Linked DNA regions of Homo sapiens: region 1 is linked to region 2. A link is an interaction called in ENCODE POLR2A ChIA-PET data of the cell type or tissue named here. Cell type or tissue: PC-9. All regions are shown on one strand. Links, peaks and the distances in the headings refer to the core of each region. The heading gives the core; the rest is flanking DNA.

The links. ChIA-PET counts read pairs that join two places held together with the same protein. Peaks named below come from ENCODE experiments on the same cell type or tissue, not always from the same donor. Only the 100,000 strongest peaks of a DNase experiment are listed, where the experiment ranks them.
Region 1: POLR2A ChIA-PET joins it to region 2 with 8 read pairs; 2 of 35 experiments call an interaction of 5 or more read pairs at or near these places.

What each region holds. Positions count from the first base shown.
Region 1 is chr13:33,117,441-33,122,819 of GRCh38, forward strand. STARD13 (StAR related lipid transfer domain containing 13) reads right to left here. Exons shown (of 14, transcript NM_178006.4): 8 at 625-823. Among named protein-coding and RNA genes, the nearest start is that of KL, 100 kb to the left of the region's middle. In PC-9, for the core only: no CTCF peak of the experiment used is centred there; DNase peaks (open chromatin) are centred at 2,071 and 2,671; H3K4me3 peaks cover 896 bases; H3K27ac peaks cover 4,092 bases.
Region 2 is chr13:32,588,263-32,593,641 of GRCh38, forward strand. All of the region lies in intron 1 of PDS5B (PDS5 cohesin associated factor B), which reads left to right. Among named protein-coding and RNA genes, the nearest start is that of PDS5B, 4.5 kb to the left of the region's middle. In PC-9, for the core only: no CTCF peak of the experiment used is centred there; no DNase peak of the experiment used is centred there; H3K4me3 peaks cover 1,571 bases; H3K27ac peaks cover 810 bases.

The DNA.
Region 1 (5,379 bases), core at 159-5,158, 530 kb after region 2:
ACCACTTATAGTAGGATATGCTTCTTAATCAACAATTGTTATTTTCAGGGATTATTTTAATTATACAGGCTTTGCTGAGAACTTAACATTATTAAAAAAAATCCAAGTGAAAATATAAATAAGTTTATTTAAGCTTAAGACTTGATTTGGTTTGCTTACTTTTCACCAATGAAGATACTTTGTGCTAAAATACATTTGTTTTTATTTCCTGTCATTTTAATTCATGTCACTTTGAATTTCCTATATCCCAAAGAAATGCTTACTTTTTTAAAAAATTGAATAAGTTTTAATAAATACCTATATATAAAACAACTTCTATTGTGTCCCTTTTTCATTTTAAATTTTTGTAAATGTATTGAAAGTTTGTTTTAGATCATACACAAAACTCTTTTGAGAAGGAATATTTTGATGTCAAAAAGGTATTTTCAAATGCATAAAAAAATGGCTTGTGGATTTCCATATCAAACTTTGAGCAAAAGTTACTTCCGTAGAGGAGAGCAGGATTACATACATCTTTATGGATTGATGTATTATTCGTATAATTAAAACTCAATCTATAGGGAATTATTTTCATTAAAGTGGAAGGATGCCCACGAGAACACCAATCTCATTATTTCCACTTACACTGATAGATATGGAGAAAGGTCTCACTGAGCTTGTTGGTGAAAAGAGGCTCAGGGAGGTCCCGGAAGAACTGTTTCACCATATCCGCCACATCATAAGCAGACTGGTCTTCATAGTTGACGTTCTCAGGGAAGTTTTCATTCATTTGGCGAAGGGCATGGATTCGAGACTTCACTCCTGATTTGCGAAAAAGACCCACCTGAAACAAAGCCATAGGGATGTGTCAGCCAGGCCACACTTGGTTGTGAGGAGGAGGAGGAAGCATGGGAAGGGAACTGGATGAGCTGGAATTGCCTCCCAATTAGTACATGCTGAACTACTAGTATAGCTACTTTAGGCAGTACCCGAACACTGTCTTCCTCTCCTATGAAATGAAGATAAGAATAAAACCCCACCTCACAGGATTACTGTGGAGAGTAAGTGAGGAAATAGATGTGCATGTGCTTTGCGACCTGTTACATCTTATCACACTGCAGATGTTATTATTATTTTATTCATTTATTCAACAAGTAGTGATTAAGTAACCACTGTGTATCAGGCATGCTTAGAGTTCCTAGGTGTCATTAGTGAGCAGAACAGATAAAATTCCCTGCCCTTTAGGGTTTACATTGCCATGGGGATTTTGAGAACGTCTGGTCAATGGGAGGTTTGGTGAAAACAATGTGGGTCGTGGATGAAAGAATCCCAGATAAACAGCCATATCCAGTGCCCCTGCAGGGGAGAGTTTTATGGGGAATATGTTCATGAAACAGACTAATATCATAAGTACATATTTTGATTTAAGGAATTTATTTACTTTTTCTTCTTTGGAATTCTTGGCACTTACTTTTCTACCTGTTTGTTTTTATGCAGTAAGCTATGGCTCTAGTGAGAATGATTCCTGGGTGGCTTTTTTTTCAGACCTCAAGATATTGTCATATCATGCCTTTTTCATCTTAGAGTCTAGACTCCTCCCCTACTTGATGAATAAATGGAGCATTAAGGCATCAAGGACAGAGTGGCCCTAATGAGAATGAGTGAGGCAGAGCAGAGCCCGGCAAGAATGAAGATCCTGCAATGGTGGGGCAGGTTAAGCTCTAGGCCCTCTAGAGGAACTTTCTGTGCTGGACTTACCCGCTATTCAAAAAGGAACTGAACTTTCCTGGGCACCCTGGCTTATAGTGAAATAATATGTCTGCTATTTTTTAAATGCCTATAGGGAGTTGATTTGCTTCAACCCTCAATTTTCACAGCTCTCATTCCCCAGTGGCTCATGGGTTGGCCCACTTCTGCAAAGCAAGGTAGAACCTTCCTGAGTGGCTGGTCAGGTAGACAGTGGCCACTAGTGTCAGCCACTGCTCATCCCCCCTATACCTGGAGGAAAGCCTAATACAGGTCGTCTTACTGATCACTCTGTGTGCCAGGCCGGCCTCCACCCAAGTTCGGGTATGTGACAAAGGCTTTCCTGATTGCTGCAACAAATGGAGAGCAGTCCTCATTCTTTTAAATTGTGGTAACAGCAGGGGAAGGATTCCAAGCCATTAGAGCATACTCAGGTTTTTGTATATGTCAGCCGAATGGATCACAGGGGAAATTATACACTGCTACTTTTTGTGGCCATAAAAACAGAATTCTTAGTAATATTTCTTTGCATTCCAAGGTTTATCGCTCTAATCCCACACATCAGGATATTCAGGCTGATAATATTGTCACTTAAAATATGAGTTACTTTCTTTTTTATTCTTAAAGTTTGGAATGTCTAGAAAATGCACAGTTTTGCCATACTTAGATGATTCGCCACAAAGAATCCAGACAATATTTATCTTCCTTCAACTGGCAACAACTCCAAATTTCATCAAAGGGCATGGAAAGAAAGCATGTACTGTCAAAAGAGAAAAAAATTCAAGATGTCAGGTGAGTGATTATTGGGGTGAGATCCATCTCCGATTTGTTTACATCTTCTGCTTTTCTGATTTTGGAAGGAGGCCCAGGACTGTGCACACCACAGGGCTGGCTGTGCTGTACGAGAGTTCTCATAATCGAGATGCCCTGAAGGTAAATACTTCAGTGTGACTCACAAATATTTATCCTCATATGAGCAGGTATTATTCCATTTGAGAAGAATTCCTACTTTTTTAACAGCAGAGAAATGTTGATCAGGATCTACAAAAAGAATAAAGCAGACAGTGTTTCTGTTTAAATTGTCGAGCACGTTCCTCTTTTGTCCACCGTGTCTTGCGGGCTGTTTCTGGGCACACAGTCATGTGCGTGCACACACACATCCCAGAGATGCTATCTTTGTATTGTTTGGTTTCCAAATTTCTTTCTCGTTTCAGCAAATATTGTTATTTTAATTATTTTAGACATGTCTGCAGCTCTCCAGCTGTGGGCTCTGAGCTGCTTTTTCTGACTGAGATCTTAGGATGTCCAGAGGGTAGTCAGGGATTTATTGTGCTGCCTCGAAGTCTGACAATAACCTTCCTGCCCTGGCCTTGTCTTCTAGGGGACATGGGAAATATAGACGTATATATATATTTTGGTTTCTGTGGATTTTTGTTGGAAGTACAGCAGGAAAATTTTCTTTCATAAACCTAATAAAGAAAAGGTGGTCTCAAATCAGATTCCAGTTATAGTAGCTGAAGATGGCCAAAGGGAAAGATGGAAAGAACCTCTCTTCAAAGCTATTGATGAGCTGATGATTGAGCTAACCCTGGAACCGTTCTATTTCCTGACTTTTTTTTTTTTTGAGACGGAGTCTTGCTCTGTCACCCAGGCTGGAGTGCAGTGGCGCATTCAAGTGATTCTCCTGTCTCAGCCTACTAAGTAGCTGGGATTACAGGCACCTGCCACCACTTCCAGCTACTTTTTACATTTTTTAGTAGAGACAGGATTTCGCCACATTGGCCAGGCTGGTCTCGAACTCCTGACCTCAAGTGATCCACCCACCTTGGCCTCCCAAAGTGCTGGCATTACAGGTGTGAGCCGCCATGGCTGGCCTATTTCCTGACTTTTTGTTTGTGTTTTGTGAGACCATGAATTTCCTGTCATTTAAGCCATTTTGGGATGGGGCTTCTAGTGGTTGCTGTGGAAAGCCACTGGGCACAGTGAGTAGAAGATGGTCTTTCTAAGGCATAGAGAGATCCTGAGACCAGAAGAAGAGCTTCCCCTCTCGATCCTCATAGAAAAACACTGTGACGGCAACGAGTGGTTTCCAATAATCATTTCTTCTTCAGAAAGTTTTGGCCGAGCACAGTGGCTCACACCTGTAATCCCAGCACTTTGGGAGGCCGAGGTGGTTGGATTGTCTGAGGTCAGGAGTTTGAGACCAGCCTGGCCAACATGGCAAAACCTCGTCTCTACTAAAAAATACAAAAATTAGCCAGGAGTGGTGGTGGGTGCCTGGAATCCCAGCTACTTGGAAGGCTGAGGTGGGAGAATCTCTTGAACCTGGGAGGCAGAGGTTGCAGTGAGCTGAGATTGTGCCACTGCACTCTAGCCTGGGCAACAGAGCCAGACTCCACCTCAAAAAAAAAAAAAAAAAGTTTCCAAAGCAAGGATTTGATCTGAATTTTTGACAAGAGATAGTTTTCCACATAAAAAATGGAGAAGAAACCTGTTGTTCATCCTTTTTTTTTTTTTTTTTTGAGACAGAGTCTCACTCTGTCTATCAGGGCTGGAGTGCTGGAGTGCAGTAGCATGATCTCAGCTCAACCACAACCTCCATCTCCTGGATTCAAGTGATTCTTCTGCCACAGCCTCCCAAGTAGCTAGGATTACAGGTGTGCACCACCACGCCCAGCTAATTTTTTTTTTTTTTTTGAGATAAAGTCTCGCTCTTATCCCCCAGGTTGGAGTGCGATGGCACGATCTCAGCTCACTGCAACCTCTGCCTCCTGGGTTCAAGCAATTCTCCTGCCTCAGCCCCCTGAGTAGCTGGGATTACAGGCACCTGCCACCATGCCCAGCTAACTTTTGTATTTTTAGTAGTGACAGGGTTTTACCATGTTGGCCAGGCTGGTCTAGAACTCTTGACCTCAGGTGATTCACCAGCTTCGGCCTCCCAAAGTACTGGGATTACAGGCGTGAGCCACTGCACCCAGCCTAATTTTTGTATTTTTAGCAGAGATGGTGTTTCACCATGTTGGCCAGGCTGGCCCTGAACTCCTGACCTCAAGTGATCTGCCCACCTCGGCCTCCCAAAGTGTTGGGATTTTAAGTGTGAGCCACCATACCTGCCCTGTTGCTCATCCTTCTGATCACAGTGGATGGGCAGGCAACAGCCCCAGCTCCCTCAGCTTCGTTATGAGGAAGATCCCAGGAGGGCATAATGTTTTTCCTTCACTTTTGTGTCTGTCACCCATGGACGGGCAGCCTGGGCCATCACACAGGGTCTCACACACTTAGTTTAATGCTCTGCTGTCTTGGTTTTGAAATTCTCAATGATTTATGAACAAGTGATCCCACATTTTCTCTTTTCACTGGTCCCACAAATGGCATAACAGGTCCTGCTGTCATCTACTGTTAAAGCTCAGCCCAGCCACCCTCTTGAGAAAGGGGAGAATGGCCATCAGCAATGCAGAGTTCATTTTATAAGCATCTCTCTTGTATGTGATCTCTCATTTCCTTTTGAAGATAAAAGGCGAGTGATGAGTGTCCCCTTGGTCTAGTTTTCCTGTCTTCTTTCTGTTGTCTTTCACCTAAAAACCTAGCTATGAAAAAGCAAGGACTCAGCTGGGCACAGTGGCTCATGCCTGTAATCCCAGCACTTAGGGAGGC
Region 2 (5,379 bases), core at 178-5,177:
GAATATGTAGGTGAAAATTACATGGGAACTTTTATGTGAAGATAGATTTAGTCTCAGAAACTTAACTGTAAAAACACATCTTAAGAACATTATTCCTTATAAATAAAATTTGTACTTAATATACATTTACAAATATGTCTAACAAGATGCACTTTAGACTTTATAAAAATTACCAAAATAGTGACTTTTTCCTCCTTTTTCTGATGGTTTTAAAAATTGTTCTCTTCTCAGCTGGCGTTTACTTAAAGGTATATTTTAAATGGGAAGGTAGTGTTTGTCTTGGCCTTTTTTCTTTTTTTCTTTTCTCCTTGTTTCGGTTAAGGCTGATTTTCCCTATATTAACTTTTCTTTTACAGCAGCTTTTGTTACTCTTGTAGGCTTTGTTCTCTCGTGTTATGTCTCTCCCCTCTCCCCATATTAGAGAGAGATGTGGTGATGATAGTGATTGTTGTTAGGAGATGTTTGTATTAAGCTTATTTGTAATAAGATTCTACCGAGTTGGCTGTTGGATGAAAGTTGTTTAAATTGTTCTGCAGCTTTGTTTAACGAAGTAACATTTTGAGCAGTAGGCTTTATCAATAATTTGTTAGGCCTAAGATAAAGTGATACTCTGTATTAGGCAGGGCTTGCCCTGGAGAGGGGTGCAATGGTAGAAAATACCCAAAACTTTGTGGGGAAGGAATATTTCGGGAAGCTGTATTCTTTCTGCTTTACCTCTTGGGAAATTTAGAGACTGCCTTAGAACTAACAGGAGTGCTCAGTATGATTTGGCATACGGACTCTTGAATGACATGGACTGTATATAACGTATATTGGAAAAGAATACATTTGTGTTTCCTCTGTTAGTGTTAAAGAGCAACAAGAAAACTTAAGGATGATCTCCAACTCACTTATACATGAGAAATTAGGTTCAGATTTTAATTTCATTGATTTATCTGAGGTCACAGTCATATTCATGTGGTGGAACTGGGGCAGCCCTTAAGATATCCTGGAAGCTTAGAAGTTTCCCCATTGTCTTTTTTTGTTCTATTCAGGATTTAGCAATATTTATTAATAAAAATTCAGGGTAGTACATTACCCTCCATCCCCTTCTCACCTTTTTATTCATTTAACCAAGAATAAAGTTTTGTGGTTAGCCGTCTGTTTCAGCGTCTGGTTTTTAATAATTTCTGTTTAGGATTCAGTCCATTTAGGTTGTCTCAGAAGATAGCCTCTTGTAGGTCTCTGTCTCCGGGAGCCGTCTTTCTTTATGTAACATTACTTGACATGGCATTTATTTATTCTTTGTGAAACTTCTAAGAGTAATTTGGGAAAGTTAGTATTGACCTTTGTTTTGTTACAAGATATAGTGCGTGCATGAGTATGCGTGTATTTTTTCATTTTTAAACTCAGTTTGCTACACAAGTCATCTGTCACTTCTAGTTACAATAGGCGTTTTACTTGGTTTTCGTATTCCTGTTCGGGAATGTTAAAGATTCCAAAAATACTTAGTTTAAAAACAAGCCCAGTAGTTTCTCTGAGAGTGTATTTACTTTTTAAGAAGCTGCCAAATGGTTCGCAATTCTGACTCCTTGGAGAGTAGAGGTAAGAAGCCCTTTCCTCACACTGTTCTGTTACAACCACTTGATTCTAACCATTTCCCCCATTACTTGAAAAAGGTTTTAGAATCCTTTCTCATTAATTAGTTCAGAATTAAGAATAAATTTGCTGTGTTGAGACTGTAATTGTTTTAGCTGGCATGAGTGATCGTGCACAGTGAAAAAATCATGATAATAAAACTTAGATGAATAAAATTTATTTGTTCAAATCTTAAAGCCTTTGAGGTTTAAAAAGTATAATCATTGTGTTCTAATAATTAGACATTAATAATAAGTAGTAATTAAAAATACTTGGTTTAGCTATGTAAAACATAAAAGCTAACAGGCTTGGGGGAAAGACTGATTAAAGTAAGAAACTATTTTGAGGCATCTTTTTAAGGACTAAAAGTATTCCACTAGCCTGCCATTCTCTTTTTTGACGGATAATTACCTGATTCAATTAAAATGAACAGGTACAAAACTTCCATATACATACAGTACCAGGGATGATGCACTAAACAGGACTGAAGACACCCTGTCCTATAGAAGTGCAGAGTAGTGGTTGGCCATCCACAGCAAGGTGATGAGAGCTGAGACAGACCAGAGAGTAGGATCTCTGCTGTTACTTAGTTCCGAAGGAGCAGGCCCTCCTTCCTTTTCAGTGGCAGTTGAGGTTGCTCTTTTTATGTGGGAGAGTGAAATTAGCCAAGATTAGATCCCATAAGGAGAAGGAGGGGCTCTTATAACCAAGACCATTGTCTTTCTCTAGAAGAGGATGGTTAGGGACCTGAAAAGAAATGAGATTTTGTGTTTCCTTAGGTAAGATAGGATTCTTTCTCCTCAGAGGTGATTTTAGGGAAGTAATTGAAGATATTTTAAAGGAAAGCTCCATATCTCCAAAATATTATTTAGTAGCTGAAGTTCTACCAGGTAGTTTCAGTTAGCTTTCAGATATGGGATGCTTTGGGTTGGGTGTGGGGGTGAGAGTTGCAGGGGCAAGTTGCAGGGGCAAGATGCTGGGCAAATTGCAGGGGTGAGAGTTGCAGGCCTTAAGTACTCTATTAGGGGAATAGAGTACCTAAAGAATTGTGTATTTTAAGTTAAAAGTTATACAGGTATATGGTAAAAAAAAAAAAAATTTAATGATAGAGTAAAAAATGTTACTTTTTTCCTCCCCCCACAGGTAATCCACTGTTAACAGTTTCTTAAAAGTTTACTTTAAAAAAAATTGTACAAAGAGTATTGTTATACTGTTGTACTGTAATTTACTATTTTATTTATTTATTTTATTATTATTATTATTTTTTGAGATGGAGTCTCGCTCCGTTGCCCAGACTGGAGTGCAGTGGGGCAATCTTGGCTCACCACAACCTCCACCTCCTGGGTTCAAGTGATTCTCCTTCCTCAGCCTCCTGAGTAACTGGGACTACAGGCGTGTGCCACCATGCCCAGATAATTTTTGTATTTTTAGTAGAGACTGTGTTGGCCAGGCTGGTCTCAAACTCCTGACCTCGTGATCCGCCCGCCTCGGCCTCCCAAAGTGCTGAGATTACAGGCATGAGCCACCACGTCCGGCCTACTGTTTTATTTTTTAACTGTGATTTACTTTTTTCCTTAGTTAAGTCACAAGCTCTTTTCATACTGGCACATACAGATCAACATAATTAAGAAATAATAAGAATATTTTATTATAACATAATTTATTTTTTCTGACTCCTGTTGAGTAGTACTACGTTGTAATAGTTTACATTGACCAGCAGCGTATGAGAATGCCTGTGACATGTATTTACCAACATTGGACTTTAAAAAACTATATTGCCAATTTGATATATGAAATTTGTCTTGTTTTGGGTTTGTATTTCTTTGTGAGTGAAGGTAAACATTTGTTTATATGCTTATTAGGGGGAGGCCATTTGCAACATATTCTTTAATCAAGTGGTTTAATGCTAGTTTAATTTACTTGCTGCCCCCACCACCTACCTTCACCCTTACCTAAGAGCTAAGATGGTCTGAGAGAAGTGGGACTTTAAGAAGAGGAAAAATATTTTGGGGCTCATGGCACCTTGACGGGGAGCAATGCTCTGAATGGAGAGGCTACAGCACCTGGCTTTGAACAACTCTGGGTCAGTATGAGAGTATTGAAAGCCCTTGACTTGGTGTAAACATAAGGTAGAAGAGAAGCTGAAGCGACACACAGGAAGGGAGATTTGAGAGTCAGGGCAAATAAATTTTGTATAGAGTCAACCCCACCTTGTACCATCTGCTTATCCTGTCTCATCACTTCTCCCTCCCACCTTCAACTATCATTTCATTTTTATTCATACTGTCATTTGGTTTTCTCCTCTTTTCCTGTCAGGCATGGCAGCCTGGACCTGGGTATTTCAAATGCCCCAGAGATGAGGTGTGCTTAGTTTTTGGTTTTCTTTTTTTTTGAGACGGAGTTTCGCACTTGTTGCACAGGCTGGAATGCAGTGGTGTGATCTCGGCTCACTGCAGCCTCGGCCTTGGCAGGTTCAGGCGATTCTCCTGCCTCAGCCTTCTGAGTAGCTGGGACTACAGGTGCACGCCACCACGTCTGGCTAATTTTTTGCATTTTTAGTAGAGACAGGGTTTCACCATGCTGGCCAGGCTGGTCTCGAACTCCTGGCCTCAGGTGATCTGCCCGCCTTGGCCTCTCAAAGTGCTGGAATTACAGGCGTGAGCCACTGCGCCCTGGCCTAAGTAGAAGCTCTTGAGCACTTTTTCCCCCTCTGTCTCTTTGGTACTATTCCTTTCAGCTTTCGACTCTCCTAGCCTTCTGGGGTAACATAAATAGGTCAAGTCTTTATAGCTGTAGTTGGAATTCGGAAGGTCACTGGCATTTAAGACTTGAACATAGGAGCATATATCACAATATATGCTCCTATGATATATCAGGATGTGATGCTTGATAAGTGGGGTCCCTTTCTAAGGAATGCAGAAGAGCATGGTGGTTAATTTAAGCATATAGACTTAAGAGTCAAGACAGCTTGGGTTTTTATCTCCTCTAGCTAAACAAGCAATTACCTAATCTTACTAAATCTCAACTTCTTAATCTGAACAGTGGGACTAACAGCAGAAACCTCATTTTTAAAAGCAGCTTTATTGAGATACAACTCACATACCATAATCCATTGAAAATACACAATTCATTATTTTTTAGGATACTCATAGGTTTGTGCAGCCATCATCACAGTCTGATTTTGGAACATTTTTGTCTTCTGTGAAAAACGCCAAACCAAATGTAAATGAGTAGAGCCATTACGGAGAATATTATGGGGGCTCCTCAAGAGGTGAGAAGGGATAGAGAGAGGTTGGCTAAAGGCTACAAAATTTAGCTAGATAGGAAGAATAAGTTCTAGTGTTGTACTGGGTGACTACAGCTGACCCTTGAACAGCGAAGGGGTTAGGGGCACCAACCCCTGTGCAGTTGAAACTCCACATATAACTTTTATTTCTCTGAACTTTGGTAGTAATAGCCTACTGTTGATTGAAAGCCTTACTGATAACATAAACAGTCAGTTAACACATGGAGTGCAGTGGCACGATCTCGGCTCACTGCAACCTCTGCCTCATGGGTTCAAGCGACTCTCATGTCTCAGCCTCTGGAGTAGCTGGGATTACAGGCACCTGCCACCACGCCCGGCTAATTTTTGTATTTTTGGTGGAGACGGGGTTTCGCCATGTTGGCCAGACTGGTCTTCAACTACTGACCTCAGGTGATCCGCCCGCCTTGGCCTCCCAAAGTGCTGGGATTACAGGTGTGAGCCACTACGCCTGGCCT